2 separate regions of the Homo sapiens genome follow, and region 2 is linked to region 1. A link is a contact called in ENCODE Hi-C or POLR2A ChIA-PET data. All regions are on one chromosome and are shown on one strand. The core of a region is the stretch at or near the end of the contact, and the rest is flanking DNA. Distances in the headings are between cores, read along the strand shown.

What was found. Hi-C counts contacts between places; a loop is a spot of excess contacts on that map. ChIA-PET counts read pairs that join two places held with the same protein, here RNA polymerase II (POLR2A). Pooled maps may share reads with other maps.
Region 2: a map of CD8-positive, alpha-beta T cell shows a loop between it and region 1 (14-fold over the local background). The contact joins the promoter of PNRC1 here to the promoter of DOP1A in region 1. A Hi-C loop is called at or near these places in 1 of 168 maps with a recorded cell type or tissue (CD8-positive, alpha-beta T cell) and 3 of 50 pooled maps. POLR2A ChIA-PET finds 5 or more read pairs at or near these places in 1 of 52 experiments (T-cell).

What each region holds. Positions count from the first base shown.
Region 1 is chr6:83,066,322-83,071,277 of GRCh38, reverse strand. It overlaps DOP1A (DOP1 leucine zipper like protein A), which reads right to left and starts at 3,607. Exons shown (of 39, transcript NM_015018.4): 1 at 3,499-3,607. RefSeq lists enhancers at 24-83, 3,549-3,698, 3,729-3,798 and a silencer at 3,109-3,378.
Region 2 is chr6:89,077,081-89,082,651 of GRCh38, reverse strand. PNRC1 (proline rich nuclear receptor coactivator 1) reads right to left here and starts at 1,901. Exons shown (of 2, transcript NM_006813.3): 1 at 1,218-1,901. The coding sequence starts at 1,757. It overlaps PNRC1-DT (PNRC1 divergent transcript), which reads left to right and starts at 2,072. Exons shown (of 1, transcript NR_187250.1): 1 at 2,072-2,490. RefSeq lists enhancers at 228-1,188, 2,707-2,796 and silencers at 1,097-1,476, 1,867-2,016, 2,067-2,276.

The sequences.
Region 1 (4,956 bases), core at 2,358-4,857:
CTCACTCCACTGCACTCCAGCCTGGATGACAGAGTGAGACTCCATTTCAAAAAAAAAAAGGTTACTTCCTCTTCATTCTCTTTCAGTTCCTCTGACTGTATCAAGAAGAAAGTCTCAGTTTGGTGCCAAGATGTTAACACCACTGAAATTCTTGCCAATCTCACTTTTAAACAAAGGGCAAGTTTTAGGCTTAGAGCCTCCTGCAGGCAATAGTTTCTAGTTAGAAATTAAGGGGACTTTGATTTTCATTATTTTTACGTATACGTCCACCTTCTGTTTATGGCAAGTGCCACCTGCTTTTTACTCAAAGTTATTCCAAGTTTCCTTTAAAATATTACTTTAATAATCACATTGATATAAAGAAATATTAATAACTAAACAGGAAGTATGCCAAACAGGAAGATATGGCCAAAATTTTGAAGATGATATCACAAAGACTGAAGTTGAGGAAATATTACATTAATCCATTTGGTCAACAAATAAGTGCCTGCTATATGTTTGCCACTGGGTTAGCCACCACAAAGAACAGAGAAGAATGATGAAAAAAAAAAATGTGAAAAGGAAAGTCAGAAGAGGAGGAAATTAATTCAAAATGAGGTAATCAAAAAAAGGTTCACAGGGTGGCATTTGAGCTAGGTCTTAAAGGTATAATTTAGACACTCAGAAACAGAAGAACATTCTCAGAGAGTAAAAGTATAACTATATGTGCCTGAGTGGTGGCATCTTCCAAATCTTGATTGTGGTGGTAGCTACACGGGTGCATATATATCTACTAAAACTTATTGAAATGTACACTTAAATGAATGTACATCAGTATATATAAATTTTTCCTTAATAAATTTGATACTATATAATTGACCAATGCAATGAAAGGTCATTGAGATTTCAGGCTTGGATAGCTTGGAGAGGAGGAAGTAAATACAATAAAGGAAAAAGGGAAACCGCCAGTTAAAGACAAGGGTATCATATTTTCATACAATTCTCAATAAAAACTGTTAACTATTACACAAAAAATATTAGCTTTATATTTCTACTTAATAGTTTTATTCCAGGGAGATAATTTACCTGAATTAACGCTTATCTATTAAAATTACATGTTCTCTTCCCACCTCTCCTATCTGCAAGCAAAATTGTGCATTAACAGCATTCACCCTAAGAAAGTAATAAAGAATGAACAGAATATCCACACTGGTGGTGTACTAGTGACACTTAACAGACTTTAGCAAAACAGTTTAAGATTGTGTTCAGCACACATCCTGTTTGTAAAGCAATTTAGAAGTAACTGTCTCAAAATTTGTGTTTTAGCCTTTAGCTCTTTTCCATGATATAAGCTCTTAAAATAGGTAGTTATTACACAGTAAGCACATTTTGGGTGGCTTCTACCATAATTTCATTTTAGGAATGCATGACTATAAGGAGAAATCATCACAGCAAAAGTGATGCCATTATCAACAAGTCTTCACTTGTTGGAACCTCAAAATGCCATTTTGAATAAAATCAATAACTACACTCCACCATCAAATTCAAAACATGAATTATGGTTTTAAAAAAGTCAAAAAACCAGAAAGAATAAGATAAGTCTTCTGCCAATAATTAAAGCATTAAGACTCATGGGAACTTAAGTGTATCATTAATATTTTACTAAGAAAAATATAATTTTTTTTATACAAGTGAGTTGCCACTAGATCTTCATGCTCCAAAAAGTTTAAAATGACAGCCAAAAAATAAGCCTAATGCATGGACCTTTACAGTTGAAGAGGACTCAGCTTAAGTACAGCAGTTTTTAAATTTATATTCTATGTAATTATATTCTAAGAGTTGTTAACCATTTGGCCATGAGAAAATAGATCAGGTAAATTTGGGAATGCTAGGATAACCTTCTGGAGATTTACATGTATCAGCATAACAGTAAAGGTTTTGAAGAGTCCTGCCTTTATAAGCAAAAAAGTTAAACCTAGTTTAACCTAGTGTGCTCCCAAATTATTTGCCATTGAACACTGCTTTGGGGAAAGTAAGCCTATTAAATGGTTTTAGAACACTGTTCTGGGGGAAACATCAGTTTGGAAAACCCTGGTCTTTTCAAATTTCCTTAAACAATGACAAAACCGAAGCCTGGAGATCACACCTGGTTAGTAGCAGATTAAAGCACTTGAATCTAATCTCTTCATTCCCAGGCCAGAGCTCACTCCTTTACTTTAACTACAAAATAGGACTTCTTTGAATGTATACAAACATTTAACTGACAACACTTACCTTACATTTAAGATTTGGGTTATGGTGTCACATTTTCTGGTTTGTGTATTAAATCAGGTGTTTTTAGTTCCTTCAGCACTAGGTACCTAATAATCAAGCCCACGTGGAGATTTGCTACTGCTTAACAATTACAGAGAATGATTTAGTTATCAGTTGTGGCCGAAAGTAATCACTAAAATAAAGCATTTAGACTACTCGTGGTTTTAATTTACTCATAACTTCAGTCGGCCCACCTAAATCACTGTGTTATCTATCAGGTGGTGAGTTACTTAGCACATAATGCCGACGTATGTTATTCACTGTAGACCATATTAATACCCACAAACAAAATTAAAATGTGAGAACTTATGTCTGCATAGACAATGGCCAACAACATCAAAACAGATTTTTCTCTCTCTACAGTTCAGGGCCTATTTGTCAGGCAAACAGTTTCCTACATTTTTGGTAATTATCATTTTTTTTGACTGCTTTAGCTGGAGTCGAAGTCATTTTCCCAATCTTTACATTTCTCAAACGCCATAGAACTCTAAGATAGTGTAAAAATGTTCAAACACAATTTACTTAGCTTAAGAAAAATAGTTGTGTGCCATTCCCCGCCCCCCTCAGGGTACAGGAATGGAGGAGGCCCGAACAAGTGACTATTGTTATGTTGCAACTTTAAAAGGCTTAGGAATCAAAGGTGATAATTGTTAACAACACCCGTTTGACTCTTCTGACTTCCTCTTAATAAACTTCGGTACTCCTTTCTAAGCCCCACGGAGAACATGAACCATCGCGGGCCTACGTGTCTCCTCAATGCTAAAAGAACCCACCAGCCGAGAAGGCACAACGCCTCGATTCCTTCAACAAAGAGGGTACTCCGCACGCCTCCATCGCACAGGTGCGACCTCTGCCCCAGCCTTGCGCACCGCTCCGCCCCAGCAGGGGAGGCTCGGGACCTGTCCCCGGCTCCCCGGCCCCGCCTCCGGCCTCCCTCACCTGGGGCCGCCCTCGCGCCTCTGCCCGGCCCAGGCCCCGGCCCCAGCCCTGGCCCTCCAGTCCCCGCGCAGCTCCCGACTCCCCGTAAACCAGAGGGCGGCCGACCAGCTTCGCAGCTCCTGGCGGGGCCGGAGCGGCAACACCCCCGACGCCACAGCAGTCAGACTCGCAAGGCGTCCCCGCGGCTCAGGACCTAGCCGGGCCGAGAAGGATGCTCGGAGCCGGCTACCAGCCTAGCGGCCGCACTGGGGGCAGGGACGCTTTTACCTGCTGCTGGCTCGGCCGCTTCTCGCCGGCGCAGCTCTCCTGGCAACCACGGCAGCTACACCGAGACCGGGAGCCGAAGGGCCTAGTGACAGCTCCCAGAGTGCACCGTGCTCGCGCCCACGCCGGCGTCGACGTCTGAGGCCTTCGATCCCCGCCCCCGATCGGCTTCCTGCCTCCCGGCGCTAGCTGTTGCCACAGCGCCCTCAAGTGGACTGTCGCGGGAAGCGGCCATGGCTACCAATTTCAGGAGTGGCTAGAAAGGGGGTTAGCAGATGTTTTCATTTGAAGAGATAATAGGAACTGAAAACAGCTTTTAAATATTATTTGAATAGTTTCTCAATATTTCATATGAGTAACCTGCATCCCAGAGAGGTTAGGAGACTTGTGAAGTTAGGAGACAAGTAGTTGGTGTCAGATTTGGAACTATTTTGAGTCTAGAGCTCTATCAATCATATCTAGTTACTCCAAGGTAAATTGCACCGTTTTGCCAACACCATACCGTAAAAAAATGAAAGTTTTTACAAATACGTAACTAAATATATAAAAATCTTTTAAGCTAACAAAACAATTATAAAGAGTAAGTTGTGCTACGGAAGTTGTATATTTCAATATAATGTGTCAATATTTAAGCATTCAATAGCCTCGGGTACTAAAGGTGGAAGATATGAAGAGTTGAAATCATCATCCTTCAAATAGATGAATTATTTGAGACCAAATAATAGTAAACTTTATTTTTTTAAGTGAGTTGTTGCTTCCATCTATAACTTCAAATTATTGTGATAGATATAATAATTTGTGCATCAACATAATAAACTTTAATCACCCCAAATACTGATTTTAGAAAAATTGTCAAGCTATTATCTTAAAATATATGACAGGATTTATTTATTTAGAATTTATTTATGGTTTAGGCTGGGCATGGTGGCTCACACCTGTAATCTCAGCACTTTGGGAGGCCAAGGTGGGCGGATCTACCAAAAACAGAAAAATTAGCCGGGCATGGTGGCGCGTGCGCCTGTAATCCCAGCTACTCGGGAGGCTGAAGCAGGAGAATCGCTTGAACCCAGGAGGCAGAGGTTGCAGTGAGCCGAGATCGCGCCACTGCACTCCAGCCTTGGCGACAGAGCGAGACTCCGAAAAAAAATAAATAAATAAAAGCAGCTCCTTGTTTTTAAGAAGCCCTATTGTAATTCTACCCGGTCTTATATTTTAATAGTTCTTCATTATAAGTATTTACATTATACCAGGTTCTTTACTGTGTCAAACTTTTCAAAACTATCTTCTGGTAGTAAACTTCTCCAACTTCTCTTAGTTTTTACTTTTGTGAAAGTGAATAGTGGAGCTGTACATACGTAATCATTCTCATCTTCCTTTTTTACCCCCTAAAAAATGGTTAGTCCTGATAGACTTCAGCCACACTCTTCTGCATTAGGTAACAAAGAACTTCCTTATATTTTT
Region 2 (5,571 bases), core at 652-3,151, 6.0 Mb before region 1:
TACCAACACTTGTAACGCGGTAGTAAGCAAGACACGACACGAAAGAGGACCACAACTTTCCACGTCAATAAGGTTCACTGCCAGAGCTCCCTAGTTAGTACCTGTTCTAGAAAACAGGCCAGGAAACAAGCACAAAAGCTTTTAGGTAATCACGGATATTTCAAAAGTCGTGGAATTTTAAAAGGGAGACATTGAGACGATAATTTAAAGAAACAAGGTGGGCAAATTTTTTCCCAAGGGCACAGATAAACCGCAAATCTCTAATTCAATGCAACATTCTTCACTAAATAACGGGAACTTTTTCATTTCATTATTACGAAGATTAAGTCATTGAACTTAAGTCCATAAAACGTTATTCTGACAAGACTTTGAAATCATTTCGTAGACTTAATCCTATTTAAACTTCTATCCATTTTATCCTAATGCAATAGCACTGCAATCAGACGGGCTAAGTCAATTCAATTGCTAACTCTTCTGAAAACTTACTCTGGACACACTAACACGAAGTACCACAGTGGCAAAAGTAATAAAATCAGTTTTGTGCGGCTCCTGCCAACTCTTAACTTGGAACCACTAAGTAGGTCAGGCCCGAGGCGGGCAGAGCCCCAACTGGACTGCGCGTCCCACACCGGGCACCTCACATTTTGGCACAACTCCAACCAAACGAAACCCAGCCGCTCGGAGCCCACTCCACCCCCTACGGCGGGACGTTAGAGGCCGTCTCCGCGTTTCACCGACTAGGACTGGGGCTCCCGATAGCCGGGAGGCCGAAAGCCGGGCCCAGTCCTTCCCCAGCTGCCCCCACCCGGCCTCGCCTCCTTCATGGGCGCCGGAGCGCCGGGCACGTAGCGCGCGCTGACGTCAGCCCTCCCGCGGGCCCTGTCCCTGCCCCCACCCCGCCGCGCGCCCGGAACGCCGAAACCCCCTGGAACGCCGCCAGCCTTCTAAATCGGGGCTGTTGCTGGGGCGCAGCGGCGCTTCTCATTGGCCGACTCCTGGGAGCCAATCAGAAGCGCCAGCGCATGCCTCCCCTTCCCCCTTCTTCCCCCAAAGCAAGAATGGAGCGGGCGTCACGGAAACTTCCCTCCCGAGTAAACAGCCGCCCCCCCCACCCCGCCCCCACCCGCCCGACCCCCCGGGTGCAGGGTCTGCAGCCCCAGAGCTCGGCCGCGACCGTCTAAGGGCCCGACTCCCCAACGGCCCCCTGGCGGCCTCACCTCTTTCCTGAGGGGGGTTTGGCCGGGAGCCGCGGGCCGCAGCGGGGCAAGGTCGGGGCTGGCTCCCTCCGTGCCGGCTGCGGCTGCAGGACTCGGGGCCAAGGCGGCGGCCGGGCCCGGGACCTCCTGCGCTCCGCTCGGGCCGGTCGCGGGGCTCCGGCCGCCCTCCAGACTCGGCCGGTGCTGCTGGTACTGGTGGAAGCGGCTGGGCAGCTGCCCTGCGGGGCTGGCCCGCACCTTCTTCTTTCGCCGCTTCTTCGGCGCTGCCCGAGGAGTGCCTCCCGCCACGGCGAGGCTGCGGTTGGGCAGAGCTGCTGGAGCGCGAGGCTGGGGGGTCAGACACGGGCCATCTCCCCCTAGGAAATGAGGGAGGAAGAGGGTCGGGGGCAGTGCCCGGGGGTCCGGGATCCGGGGTAAAGGAGGCGGAGCCGTGGTCACCATCGGGAGGGCCCCAAAGTAACCTCGGGAGGAAAAGCCAAGCGGCGCAAGGCGGCCACCCAGGACGAGCGGCTCCCGCTGCGGGACGGAGACGACAGTCATAGCGCTAGGAAGCTTGTCGCTCAGCAACGAAGAGAGAAGGAGAAGGTGAATGAAGCCAGTGAAGATAGGGTGGCGGCGATGGATGCTGCTAGGAGAGCCTGAGAAGATCGCGGAACATGACTCGGGCGGTGGCGGCGCAGCAACAAATAGCCACAGCCCCAGCTCCGAGTGTTGTTATCGGAAGCTCCGCCCCGCGCCCGCCCACTTTCCTGCGAAAGCCCAATTAGAGTGCGACAAGGCAGGCCACGCCCCCTCGCTCCGCCTCCGCAGCTTCGGGTAGACACACACAAACAACCAGCTTGCTGCAGCCTGGCACAAAGAGGGCGCACTGCGCAGGCGCTGCCAGCGAGCTCTTTTGGGAAGAATCGGTCCCGCGAACAATGAAATTGGGTTTCCGCCCCACCCTCTTTACTCCTCCCCAGCACGCCCCTGCGCTTCGCCGGGCTAGGGAGTGGTGGTACTGAAATGTCCCGGCGGAGTTTGTTGATGGGGGTGGGGAAGGGAGGGGGCAGGGGGAGGGCGGCAGGAAGAACGGGGGCTGGGAAGAGGGGATGACTTTGGCAAGGCCACGGTTGCCTCCTCCGCTGCTGACCTTGGGGAAGTATCCGTTTTATTTTCAGCCCAACATAACAGCGTTATCATTTTAAAACAAAGATTTCTAAGTACGCTGTAAGGATTTCTTCCCTAGCAATCGTGAAGAAAATCAGTCTACATTTAAATTTTATCTACTGAAGTATGGCTCACGATTCTTTCATTTACTTGGTTCGGCATCGCTGCTTATTAGTCTCGGTGATCAGAGTAAAAATCAAAGTGACTTACTGATTGAATTAGCCCCTCGATGTATAAAAAGTTCTCCGTAAATCCATAAATGGAAGTTGGAGTTTTTACTGATTTCATACTTGAAGGATTGTGAGACTTTGGGATCAGAACATTGTGCCTGGTTACTTGAGGAGGCGGCAAGCCGGCTTGCGTCTCAAAGGGAGAAAGTGAAACAGCTCTGCAACATAGAGTATTTTGTTAGCTGCGCGTAAATAGAAATTTTTCGCGATCTCCCCGCACTGCTCAACCACAAAAAAGAATTGTGGCCATAATTTATCAAGCATTTATGTTCCAGGAACTGTTCTTTACATAGATTGTCTCACTTTAACCTCACAACAACCCTTACGAATAGGTACTAAGAAAAATAGATCAGACCTCAGCTCTGCGAAGTAGGCAGGCTGTCATTCTCTTCCTTTCACTACTAATGCCTGGGGCAATTGTTTAAAGGCATTTTGTTCCTGATTAGCTGCCTACGCATTATCTTTAAGTTTCTGAAATTTAAGATACAAAGAACAATGTATAGCTAGTCAAGAGCCCACGATATTTTAATGTAAATTGGTAAACAATTTAGGAGCTGCCTCTTTTCCTTTAAAAACCTACTTGTAACTTGCTAATCCGAGTGTATATTCAGGGCAGCTTGAATCTATGGTCCTGGGTTGCAGTCCTCAAGCTTGGCCTGATTTTGCCTCAGCTTCTTTTTGGAGGGACAGTACTGTATTTTATTCCCATTTTACAGCTGGGGAAACAGGCTTAGAAAGGCTAAAGGACTTGTCAAAGATCAAACGGTAAGTTAACATCAGAATTTGATCTCCAGTCCAGGTACTGCAAGACAAAAGTTTTAATTTTTTTTTTTTTTTTTTTGAGACGGCGTGTCACTCTGTGGCCAGGCTGCAGTGCAGTGGCGCCATCTCGGCTTACTGCAACCTCCGTCTCCCTGGTTCAAGAGATTCTCCTGCCTCAGCCTCCCTAGTAGCTGGGATTACAGGCACCCGCCACGCCCAGCTAATTTCTGTATTTTTTAGTAGAGACGGGGTTTCACCTTGTTGGCCAGGATGGTCTTGATCTCCTGACCTCGTGATCCGCCTGCCTCGGCCTTCCAAAGTGCTGGGATTACAGGCGTGAGCCACCGCGTCCAGCCCTGCCACACTAGATTCTACATTATTAGAAGACCACAGTAATCTTACACTTCTGTATCCTCACCGCCTCTACAATAGTTTTCAGCTTTGGAGTAGTAAGCAATTAGTAAGCAATGAAACGTTTTATGATTGATGGCAAAGTTGGACAGATTGCATATCCAGAAAAATGCTTCCCAATCACTTTATAAACTTTTTTTTTTTTTTAGACGGGGTTTCTTTCTGACACTCAGATTGGAGTGCAATGGCATGATCTCGGATTACAGCAACAGCCGCCTCCCAGGCTCAAGAGATCCTCCAACCCCAGCCCCCCACGCCCCTGAGTAGCTGGGACCACAGGCACACACCACCACTCCTGGCTAATTTTTTGTGTTTTTAGTGGAGACAGGGTTTCACCATGTTGCCCAGGCCGGTCTCAAACTCCTGAGCTCAAGCCATCTGCCTGTCTCAGCCTCCCAAAGTGATGGGATTACAGGAGTGAGCCACCAAACCCAGTCAACCTTATAAGCTTTTAAAACTACATTTCAGGCCAGGCGTGGTGGCTCACACCTGTAATCCTAGCACTTTGGGAGGCCGAGGCGGCTGGATTACCTAAGGTCAGGAGTTTGAGACCAGCCTGGCCAACATGGCGAAACCCTGTCTCTACTAAAAATATAAAAATTAGCTGGGCATACAGGCTAATGTGCCTGTAATCCCAGCTACTAGGGGGGCTGAGGCAGGAGGATCGTTTAAACCTGGGAGGTAGAGGTTGCAGTGAGCCGAGATCATGCCACTGCACTCCAGCCTGGGCAACAGAGCAATACTCCATCTCAAAAAACAAAAAAGAAACCAAAAAAACTCCATTTCATTCCAATTGCTGAATTTTACTCATTTTTGTTTCTGCAACATGTAATGCATAGTAAGTGCTCATGTTCATTGGATGGATGGGAATCATGGACATCCAGAGCTGTAAAAGAATCTACTTTTTCAAAGCACTTTCCATCTGTCATCTCATTTTATTCTTACTCTAGCACTTTAAGGTTGATATAGAGAGGTCCTATTTAACGTATGGTGTAAATAAATTTAAATATATAGTAACTTGCTTGGGGGGGGGGGTTCACAAAATGAGGTAGGAATAACTCGAACTCCTGATGCCTAGTCCAGTGTTCTTTTCACTATATCCCATGATTTTAGGCTTGACTTTATCTGGGGATAATATCATACTGTCCTAGAGAATAATTTACCCTTCAGGGAGCTGGTCATTGGTAGCCAGCTCTGTGGGGCCCTTGGTCAAAGATACCTATTATTGTCTATGTGTATTTCTTGGGTGATTGTTGGAGTAATTATGTGTATAACTTATCATTTTGAGGCCTTAAGTGTAGGCTTCATGTTTGCCCTGGGTTCTGTACTGTAAGAAAAGTAACCTTGCAGCTGTGACCACCTGGGTGATGGGTGCTGAGATTGCTAAAATGGTGCCCACCACTAAGAAACAGAATGGGAGCTGAAATGGGGCACTTAGAAGAGAGAGGTCGAGGTTTTATAAGCCAGATGATTGGATTTAATGTTACTCTGTGTGGGTAGTCTTTGTAAACCCTTAGTCTTTAGTAAAGTCTAATTTTAATGTTTAAACCTAAGCGTTACAGGTTTAAACATATAGTGTTAGCTGTGCTATATGATATAAAGGAAAAAGATCAGGCTGGGTGCAGTGGCTCACGGATGGCAAGGTGGATGGATCACTTGAGGTCAGGAGTTGGAGACCAGCCTGGCCAACATGATGAAACCCTGTCTCTACTAAAAATACAAAAATTAGCCAGTTGTGGTGGTGCATGCCTGTAGTCCCAGCTACTTGGGAGGCTGAGGCAGAAGAATCACTTGAACCTGGG